Linked DNA regions of Homo sapiens: region 2 is linked to region 1. Evidence: chromatin loops called from intact Hi-C (ENCODE). Cell type or tissue: PC-9. All regions are shown on one strand. Each heading gives the region's core, and the rest is flanking DNA. Links, peaks and the distances in the headings are about the cores only.

Evidence for each region. A loop is a pair of places that touch in the nucleus more often than their neighbours do. Peaks named below come from ENCODE experiments on the same cell type or tissue, not always from the same donor. Only the 100,000 strongest peaks of a DNase experiment are listed, where the experiment ranks them.
Region 2: it touches region 1 in a loop (11-fold over the local background); 1 of 110 quality-filtered maps calls a loop at or near these places.

Annotation. Positions count from the first base shown.
Region 1 is chr12:119,657,276-119,662,661 of GRCh38, reverse strand. All of the region lies in intron 1 of PRKAB1-AS1 (PRKAB1, TMEM233 and CCDC60 antisense RNA 1), which reads left to right. Among named protein-coding and RNA genes, the nearest start is that of PRKAB1-AS1, 8.2 kb to the left of the region's middle. In PC-9, for the core only: a CTCF peak has its summit at 3,177 (motif pointing right); no DNase peak of the experiment used is centred there; H3K27me3 peaks cover 362 bases.
Region 2 is chr12:119,167,096-119,172,481 of GRCh38, reverse strand. No RefSeq gene overlaps it. Among named protein-coding and RNA genes, the nearest start is that of HSPB8, 9.1 kb to the left of the region's middle. In PC-9, for the core only: no CTCF peak of the experiment used is centred there; DNase peaks (open chromatin) are centred at 961 and 3,111.

The sequences.
Region 1 (5,386 bases), core at 267-5,266:
CTGTGAGCAGGTGCAACTCTGAGGGCCTTCTGGAGAAAGCTTTGTCGACACAAGTGGGAACCCAAGGGGACCAGAGAAGACACCCTGAGAGAAGCCCTCAGCCAACCACAGAGGAGCCAGTTCCCTTGCCCCTTGGATGTGCTAACTCTAATGAAGCAGCGTCATTTTTCTGGGGTAACACCCGAGGTTCGATGTCTCATGCTAAGGAAATTGAAGACATGGCCATGCAAGGAGTGGGTTTAAGAGTGGAAAGTTAAATAGATGAAAGAAGGAAGAGAGCTTCCTCATGCAGAAGAAGGGGTCCTGAGTGGGTTTCCCTGGTTTGGGGCAAGGTGTGGTTGGTTTTAGGGATGAGCGTGAGGAGATGGTATATGATTTACATGGGGTGTAGTGGATTGGTTGGACCAGATGTGCCATTTTCATAGCCCGTGAAGAGGCTGGTCATCCCACTCTAATCTTTTATTATGCAAATGGAATTTTAAAAAACCTGGCTGGTGCCATGTTATCTGCACACGTGGCAACAAAGAAAAGGGAAGAGGGAACCTCCATGTTGAATATACCTGGTTTCCAGCTATCTGTTTTCTATTGGCACAGCTGCTGGTATTTACCTATGCAAGCCTCTAGCTTGCTTATCTATGCTTGCAGCTTGATTTTTCAGGCTGCTTTTTGTTAAAAAAAGAAATGATTTGGAGACTGCGTTTTTATTAAAAGAAAAACCTTACTGAGGACTCTCTTACCCTCACTAACTGTCTAAATAATTTCTTTTTAGCTCTCGTATAACTAAGATATATTCCCTACCGTGTCTCAGAGGTCCCCAGTGGAAATGCACCCTAGATGTCCACAGCAGTAATTGGATCAAGGAATTCATTGATTATCTTCCTTTCCTTTTCTTTATCTCTTTTTAGGAGCACCTTCCAAATAAATACTCAGAAACACCTCCCAAGACACACTAATTGCATGAAAATCCTAGTTCAACCACATAGGTTACAGATGAGGAGGGACAATAGCTTGCTGAATTATAGAAAAAGTTAGTGGTCATAGATCATAATTTGGATCTTATGTCTTGGTTTCTGGTCCAGGGTACTGTGAGATTATCATTCTTCTTGATATGATGAACCATGGAGACTTTTAAAAAACAGGGATCGGCAGCATTATCATAATAGACAGAAGGTGGAAAGAATCCAAATGTCCACCAAGAGATGAGTTTGTAGGCTGGCACAGTGGCTCATACCTGTAATCCTAGCACTTTGGGAGGCCGAGGTGGGTAGATCAACTTGGGGCCAGGAGTTCGAGACCGGCCTGGCTAACATGGTGAAACTCCATCTGTACTAAAAATACAAAAAATTAGCTGGTTGTAGTGGCGCACACCTGTAATCCCAGTTTATTGGGAGGCTGAGGCATGAGACTTGCTTCAGCCTGGGAGGCGAAGGTTGCAGTGAGCTGAGATTGTGCCACTGCACCCCAGCCTGGGCGACAGAGAAAGACTCTGTAACAACAATAACAAAATGAATTATAAACAAATTGTGGTATGTTCATACAGTGGAATATTCTTCTATCACAAAAAGGAATAAAGTACTGTTACATGTTACAATGTGGATGACCTCAAAAATATTAACATTATGCTAAGTGAAATAAGCCAGACACAAAAGGTCATATATTATATGATTCCATTTATATGAAATATACAGAATAGATATATCCATGTCAATAGAAAGCAGACTGGTGGTGACCACGGGCTTGGCGGAAGAGGGAATGAGGGCTTTCTTTTGGAATGATGAAAATGTTTTAAGACTTGGCATAGATGGTGGTTCCACAACATTGTCAATGTACTAAATGCCTATGAATTGTTCACTTAAAAATGTCTACTTTAAAATTAACATTTATGTTGTATGAATTTTACCTCAAAGAAAATAGGGTTAGTCCTAGAACAAATGGTAGAGGTGTACAGTTTATCTTTTTTCCAATTTATTTTCTGCAACTGTCTTACAAAATAAACCTCTCCGCACCCTGTCCTTCCCTGTAAGTGTCTCATGACTCATGTCATCTAGCCCATCAGAACCTAACTAGTTCATGGCACTTGTTCTAGTTAATATTGATTTTTTCAGAGGCCTTCAGTTTTCTAATTGCATTAATTCATTTCTTTATCAATAACTTTTTCATGGCAAAAACTCCTATCCACCGGGCACTGTGGTAGACACTGGGGAGAGAATTGTGGGCAAAATCAAACCCAGGCTCTGTCCTGAGTGTTTACGATCTAGTAGGGAAGAGAGAAATTAATCGAACAATCATCCAACAGTCTTCTGTGACAAACGCTAAGAAGGAGAAGTGTGACCTAGTGAGAAGGATGTGACCAAGTCCTGAGGTCAGAGGAGGCTTGCTGAAGGAAGTGACAATCAAGTTGAGATTTGGAGATTGTAGGTGTTAAAGTGAAAGTTGTTTATCAATCCTTATTATGCACTCGGCATTGTGTTTGATGTATGAACTCATGTAATGCCACCAACAGTCCTTTGAGGGATCTACTATTATTACCACTTGCATTTTTCAGGAGAAAATGAGGCTCAGAGAGATGAAGTGACTTATTCGAGGTCACACAACTAGAAAGTCATGAAACCAGCATTCAAATGCAGGCAACCAGACAGATGTCAACATTTTAGCCACCACGGACAGATCATTGAGTGAGGGATGAAATCATTTTGGGTGGGCCAATGGATTGGGCTGATCTAGATTATAAGTATAAAGCTGGAATGGTCATTCAGAGAGGGAGAACAAACTAGGTGTTCAATTGTTTTAATATCTATTAAATTTTCTAGGCTAGATGCAGTGGCTCTCAGCAGCTTGGGAGGCCGAGGCGGGAGGATAGCTTGAGTCCGGGAGTTTAAGACCAGCCTGAGCAAGCTGTCGAGACCCCATCTTTATTATATTTTAAAAAATAAAAATTAAAAAAATAAAAAATTTTCTAACTACGAATCCATGTTTGTTTTTTCTTTTCTTTTTTTTCAAAAGAGCATCAATTTCCCAACCATGTTTCTTATTGTTACAAAACTCAATAAAAATCTGAAAGTTGGAAGCCATGACTTGCTGGGTGTAACGTACTAATCAAGAAGGTGGAATCAATTATTAAATAGTCAATAGGGTTAACAGCAATGAGTGATCATGGCAGGCAATGCCCCTAGCATCCCCTAGGTGGCAATAAAGAGCAACAAAGATTATTCCTATGGCCTTTCAAAAAATTAAATGTATGTATTTTAAAGTATGGATGAACATGGTTAAAAACTTCAAGCAGTATGGGAGGGGGTACAGAATCAAAAACAAAAGTCTCCCTTACACCTTCTCCTACATCATTAATTCCTTTCCCCTCAAATAACTTGTTGAGAGTTTCTTGTATACTTTTTGGGGGTATATTTTGTTACAATTATTATAATTATAATTTCCTATAATTATAACTATAGAAAAAGTACTTACATCGCTCTTCTTTAAAAATGCAAGCAATTAGTACTTTTTTTCCTTAGCATATCTTTCCATATCAGCATATACAGCTCCACCTCATTTTAAAATTTTAATTAAAAAAATTTTTAAGTAAAAAAAAAATTTCTTAAAAGAGACAGGGTCTTGCTATGCTGCCAGGCTGGAGTGCAGAGGCTAGTCACAGGTGCAATCATGGCTCACTGCAGCCTCAAAGTCCTGGGCTCAAGTGATCCTCCTGCCTCAGCCTCCTGAGTAGCTGGGACTACAGTTGTGTGTCACCATGTCCCGCCACCTCAGTTTTGTAATGACTGCAGATTTCATAACAAGAAGAGGTCTATGTATAGAGTGCTTACTGTACACCTGCCACTGTCCTAAGCACTTTCCTTGCTTTAAGCCATGTACTTCTTATAAAGCTTTAAGAGGTGCATTTTGTTATTATCCCCACTTTACATAAGAAAAAACTAAGGCACAAGTGGAGAAGTAACTTGTCCAATGGCACAAAGCTAGTAAGTGGTGAAGCCAGGATTTAGATACAGGAAATTTAATTCTTGAGTCTATGCTCTTAGCCACCATGCAAAACTACTGCTGCACAGATGTACTATATTGCAGTGGTCCCCAGTGTTTTCGGCACCAGGGACAGGTTTCGTGAAAGACAATTTTTCCATGGACTAGGGTTGGGGGGATGGTTTTGGGATGATTCAAGCACATTATATTTATTGCGTACTTTTCTATTATTATTGCATTGTAATATATAATGAAATAATTACACAGCTCCCCATTATGTAGAAACAGCGGGAGCCCTGAGCTTGTTTTCCTGCAGCTAGATGCTTCCATCTAGGGGTGATGGGAGACAGTGACAGATTATCAGGCATTAGATTCTCATAAGGAGCATGCAACCTAGATCCCTCGCATACGCAGTTCACAATACAGTTTGTGCTCCTGTGAGAATCTAATGCCACCACTGATCTGACAGGAGGCAGAGCTCAGGCAGTAATGTGAGCGATGGGGAGCAGCTGTAAATACAGATGAAGCCTTACTTGCTCACCTACTGCTCACCTCCTGCTGTGCGGCCTGGTTCCTAACGTACCATGGTACTGGTCCGTGGCCTGGCGGTTGGGGACTGCTGCCTTAAGGTACTGAATCTATCATTTCCTTAATGTATTTTTTAAAATGTTGTAGGATATACTGTTCTAGAATGTACCTGGGACTTTGGGTTTATTCATGTATGGTAAGGCCAATGGATCGGAAGACCATTGCCATTAAAAATATAGTTTTATTGCTCACAGTTCCTGATATGCTTTGGCTGTGTCCCCACACAAATCTCATCTTGAAGTGTAGGTCCCATAATTCCCACGTGTCGTGGGAGGAATTTGGCGGGGGCGGTCATTGAATCATGGAGCCGATTACCTCTATGCTCTTCTCCTGATAGTGAGTGAGTTCTTATGAGATCTGATGGTTTTATAAGGGGCTTTTCCCCCTTTGCTTGGCACTTCTCTCTCCTGCCTCCTTGTGAAGAAGGATTTGTTTGCTTCTCCTTCTGCCATGATTGTGTTTCCTGGGGCTTCCCAGCCATGGGGAACTGTGAGTCAATTAAACCCCTTTTCTTTATAAATTACCTAGTATCAGGTATTTCTTCACAGCAGTGTGAGAACAGTCTAATACAGTTCCCAAGGGGCAGGAGCCCGCCATGCCATGCAGAACCACAGGAGAGAACTTTGAGGTTGGTCACAGCCAGAGAGGATGAGAAGAAAGCCTAGGAAAAAGCCTTTATTGTGGTTTTTGCCAGGAGGAATGGGCGAGGCAAGGTAAGCAGCTGAACAGGCTTAGGATTGGATAGTCTGAATAATTCAGGCCAGCTGTGGGCTATAGGTGTCGTACCTAACTGTCTGACACCCAACCCTGGGATGATTAGGGCTTAGGA
Region 2 (5,386 bases), core at 127-5,126, 490 kb after region 1:
GGGGGCTTTAGGGAGACCAGTTAGGAGGCTGTTGTAGTGGTCCCAGTGAAATGGCAACCTTGGCTGGGTTGTTGGCTGAGGAGCGGTAAAGCGTGGATAAAATCATGATCTATTAAAGAAGCAGGAGCATTTTGAGTGCTGATTGCGATGAGAGGGGGAGAGAAGTTTGGATCAAATGAATGTCTCGGTTTTCAGACCTTTCAACGGGGTGAATGGTGGTGCCACTCAGTGAACATGTGAGGAGGAGCAGATGCGGGGAGTGGGAGACACAGTCTGTTCATTTACTCACGGATTCATTCATTCCATAATTGTTACGTTCTCACTTGGAAAGCACTAGCCGAGGGGCTAGAGATGAAGCAGTAAATGAGGCAAAAGTCCCTGCTTTCATGTGTATCAATAAACGGATTGTAAAAGGAAAATAAATCTCGGGTCCCCCAAATCACTAAGCTAAAGGGAAAAGTCAAGCTGTGAACAGCTGAGGGCAAACCTGCCTTCCATTCTATTCGAAGTCACCCCTCTGCTCACTGACTGAGATATATACATATCTGATTGCCTTCTTTGGAGAGGCTAATCAGAAACTGGAAGGAATGCAACCATTTGTCTCTTATCTACCTATGACCTGGAAGCCCTTGCCCTGCTTTGAGTTGTCCCGCCTTGTCCTCTGGTTGTCCCACCTTTCCGGACTGAACAAATGTACATCTTACACATATTGATTGATGTCTCCTGTCTCCCTAAAATGTATAAAACCAAGCTGTGCCCCTACCACCTTGGGCACATGTCCGCCTGAAGCTGTATCACAGGCGTGTCCTCAACCTTGGTAAAATAAACTTTCTAAATTAACTGAGACATGTCTCAGATTTTTGGGGTTCACAAAATAAATAAACAATAGAAAGAATTTCAGATACCGTCAGTGGCATGTGAACCAGAGCAACTCCATGGTGAATGGGGGCTGGGTAAAATAAGGCTGAGACCTGCTGGTCTGCATTCCCAGTAAGTTAGGCATTCTGTCACAGGATGAGGTAGGAGGTTGGCACGAGGTACAGGTCACAAAGACCTTGGGTCACAAGGTCTTTGAGATGAGATAGGAGATCGGCACAAGATACAGGTCACAAAGTTCCAGGTTGCTGTAAAGAAGCCGGCTAAAACCCACCAGAATCAAGATGGCAATGAGAGTGACCTCTGGTCATCACAGCTCATTATTCGCTAAGTATAATGCATTAGCATGCTAAAAGACACTCCCACGAGCGCCATCACACTTTACAGATGCCATGTCAACGTAAGGAAGTTATATTTACACCTACATGGTCTATAAAGGGGAGGAAACCTCAGTTCCAGAAATTGCCCTTCCCCCCCACTTCCGGGAAAACTCATGAATAATCTGCCCCTTGTTTGGCATATAATTAAGAAATAACCATAAAAATGGGCAACCAGTGGCTCTCAGGGCTGCTCTGCCTATGGAGTAGCCATTCTTTTATTCCTTTACTTCCTTTTTTTTTTTTTTTTTCTGAGGCGGAGTCTCGCTCTGTCGCCCAGGCTGGAGTGCAGTGGCGCTATCTCGGCTCACTGCAAGTTCCGCCTCCCGGGTTCACGCCACTCTCCTGCCTCAGCCTCCCGAGTAGCTGGGACTACAGGCGCCTGCCACCACGCCCGGCTAATTTTTTGTATTTTTAGTAGAGACAGGGTTTCATCTTGTTAGCCAGGATGGTCTCGATCTCCTGACCTCGTGATCCGTCCGCCTCGGCCTCCCAAAGTGCTGGGATTACAGGCGTGAGCCACCATGCCTGGCCCCTTTACTTTCTTAATAAACTTGCTTTTGTTTCACTGTATGGACTCTCCTGGAATTCTTTCTTGTGTGAGATCCAAGAACCCTCTCTTGGGATCTGGATCAGGACCCATTTCTGGTGACAATACTACAAAATTTTATGAAGAAAAAAGGAAGGCTCCTGGTTACCCTTCTCATTGGATTTCCTGCTAATACCCACTCCCTGGTCACGGGCTTCAATCATAGGGTCCCCATTTCTGACCCTCAGATGGAAGAGTCAAGCATGTTCCTGCCTGAAGGTCTTCCTGCCTGCTGTTCCCACAGACTGGAACACTCTTCCCCCTCCATAAGGCAGGTCTCTTCATTCATTTGTGTCTCTACTTAAATTTCAACTGCTCGGAGAAATCTTCTCTAACGACTTAGTAAGTCACACTCTCACATTAGCTGGTTTACTTTTCTTCACAGCACTTGCCATTAACTGATAGTTACATTTTACATCTCTAGTTATTTGTTTCTCTGCTTCCTCCATTAGAACGTAAGCTCCATGTGGGCAGAGGGCAGGGACTTGTGTCTAACTGTTCACGGCTGTATCATTGCCACCTAGAGCAGTACCTGACCCATAGTCAGGATTCAATGAAATGGGTGGTTTGAGGTTGTAACTAGTGCTGTTTGCCAAACATTTCTGGTTTCTCTTCCTCCTCCTGCTTTCTGGGCACCTGTGAGGTAGCAATGCACTTCCTGATACCACCGTGGTTGGATGGGGCCATATAACTAGTTGTGGCCGATGAGTTGTGAGCAGAAGTGATGTCTGTCACTGCCAGTTCAAAGCACCTTGGGAGCCCATGGGAGCATCTTGGCTGTGTCTAGGCAGGACCCTCGGGTGAGTTCTTTTTCTCTCTGCCCTATGATCATCAACATCACAGTCATCAACATCAGTAACAAGTAGACTGACCCTGCTGGCCCACAATGGACACGGGTGAGAAAGAGTTCTTTGCTCTTTCAAGGCATTGAAATTTTGGACTTATTTATTATTGTAGCATAACCTGGCTTATTCTGATGGAGAGTCTTCCTAATTCTGTAATTTTGTGGTTGTTGGTATTGCTTTAAAAGAACTTTCCCAGTGCTAAAATTATATTAAGGGGTAAATCATTCTGCCTCCTCTGTCTAGAGCCTGGCTGGGAAACTGGTACATGTTCCTCTCCGTTTGGAGCATTTATGAAGAATTCCAACATGAGCCCCTTATACAGAGGGTGGCTCTGAGATCTTTGCAAAAGGGAGAGCTGGAAGGTCTGTAATCTTGAGGCCCCTTTCCCAGAAACCTCTGCAGTCAGAGCAGAATCTGGTTTGACCAGTTGGTGACTTTGCTGCCAGACAACTGCTTTGAAAACAGCTTCTTCTAGGTCTGGGAGTGACAGCTCTTAGGAGCGTTCAGCTGAGAGCATTCTCAAGCTTTGTTCTGGGAGCAGGAGGAAGACTGGAGGAGCTGGGGAGGATGTATAGAGATGGAGAAGGAGAGATGAACAAGATATTCCTTCTGGGGACTGTCTTAGCTTCACCTAGAATTTGAGTTGTGAGTAGCTTTAGCTGTGAACAACAGACAGTCAAAATAACAGTGGCTGAAACAAGAGAATAAATTTATTTCTTCCTAACATTGAAGTCCAGAGAGATTCTGTCTGAGGCTAATATGTGTCCCTGCTCCACCATGTCCTTAAGCTGGAGACCGCTTCTATCTTAGTGCTTTATCCATATGGAGTCTATTCCCAAAGCCACCTCATGAATCAGGGAGTCGCATGCATTCCAGCAATCATGTCCACATTCCAGCCAGCAAGAAAAAGGAAGGGATGAAGACGGAAAAAGCACATGACAAATCTCTTTCATAAAAATTTCTGGACACTACCACCAAGAATTCTGTCTATAGCTCAGACATCTTGCAGCTATGGCCACCCCTAGCTGCAAAGGAGGCTGGGAGATGCAGTCTTTATTCTGGGTGGCTATAATCCCAGTTATAAATTGGGGTTTTTTATTACTATGGATGAAGAGGGAATGGCTATTGGAAGGCAACTAGAAACTCCACCACATCTGGAGAGAATGAAGATAGGTTTTGCGGAAGCATCCTGAAGGTTTCATTGAGTTGAATCCCTTGGAAAACTGGTGGAAATATATACCTCCTCTGCACTGAAATGCTGATATTTTAATACAGAAAACTTGGCTTGGAATTTCAAATGATTCACAGACTCTACAAAGCCCAAGCGCAGGAGGGCACGGTTTTCTTTAGATTAAGATACCTTGATCTAGAAATAGGTTTTGAGGTGAGAGAGACTGAAGGGAAGAAACAAATCCTCTCTCTCTCGCTCAGTGTGTGTGTGTGCGTGTGTGTGTGTGTGTGTGTGTATGTGTGTACATCTATTCCAACCCCTTTCCATTTGGCAATATGACTCTATTTGATGTGATTTGTGTTATTTTAGTTTTCAATTTGAGAGTGTATTAAGGGACACGGTGTTATACCTTCAGAAAACATTTGACAAGTTTCCATGGCAAAGGGGGAAAAAAAAAGACCAAAAGAAAAATTTCCATGAGTCATCTGGCTATAGGTTGGCCATAGCTATACAATGGTGGAGTGACAGCGTTCCAAGGGAGTGGTAAACCTGTTTTGTAAACCCACTATGGGTGGAAAGGCCTGAACAGTGCCCCAGTGTCTTCCCACTGATGGATTCATGCTAGAGCAACTTGGGTGGAAGATGTTGATGAAAGATCAGGGTGGGGATCTACATAGGGAGATTGCCAAGTTCTCCGGAGGCTTTAGATCCTTCTGAGAGGAAGAGATCCTTATGGAGGGTGGCAGGTGGGAGTGCCTCTCTTGAGAATCTGGTGTTGTCGGTGATGAAAGGTAGGAAAAGACACTGTTCTATCTTTTGCCAAGGTGACCTGAAATCCTCCCAGAAATTATCATGAGCTTACATAGGCGACTGAGCATCTACCCCCACCCCCCACCCATTTTTTTTTTTTTTTTTGAGATGGAGTTTCGCTCTTGTTGCCCAGGCTGGAGTGCTGTGGCACGATCTCGGCTCACAGCAACCTCCGCCTCCTGGGTTCAAGCGATTCTCCTGCCTCAGCCTCCCAAGTAGCTGGGATTACAGGCATGTGTCCGGCTAATTTTGTATTTTTAGTAGAGACAGGGTTTTTCCATGTTGGTCAGGCTGGTCTCGAACTCCCGATCTCAGGTGATCTGCCTGCCTCAGCCTCCCAAAGTGCTGGGATTACAGGTGTGAGCCACCACGCCCACCCCTCCCTTTTTTTTAAATGATCAGTAACAATGGAACTAACACTCAGTCAGACACTTTGCTAAGTCGTTTCCAGGCATCACCTCTACCAATCTTCACAGCAGTCTTATAAGATTGATTCTTTTACTATTTCCATTGGAAAGATAAGCAACCTGAGGCTCAGAGAGGTTAGGTCACTACACAAAGACACACAGTGAGGAAGTAGCAGAGTTAGGCTCCAATCCAGGTCTGTCTGATTCACAAGTCCTTGCTTTCAGCCACTGCCTTTTAAAAATTGTGCCATTTTCTCATCTAAGGGTATATATCCAGTGCTTCCAACAATGCTGGACAAACAATATGTGCT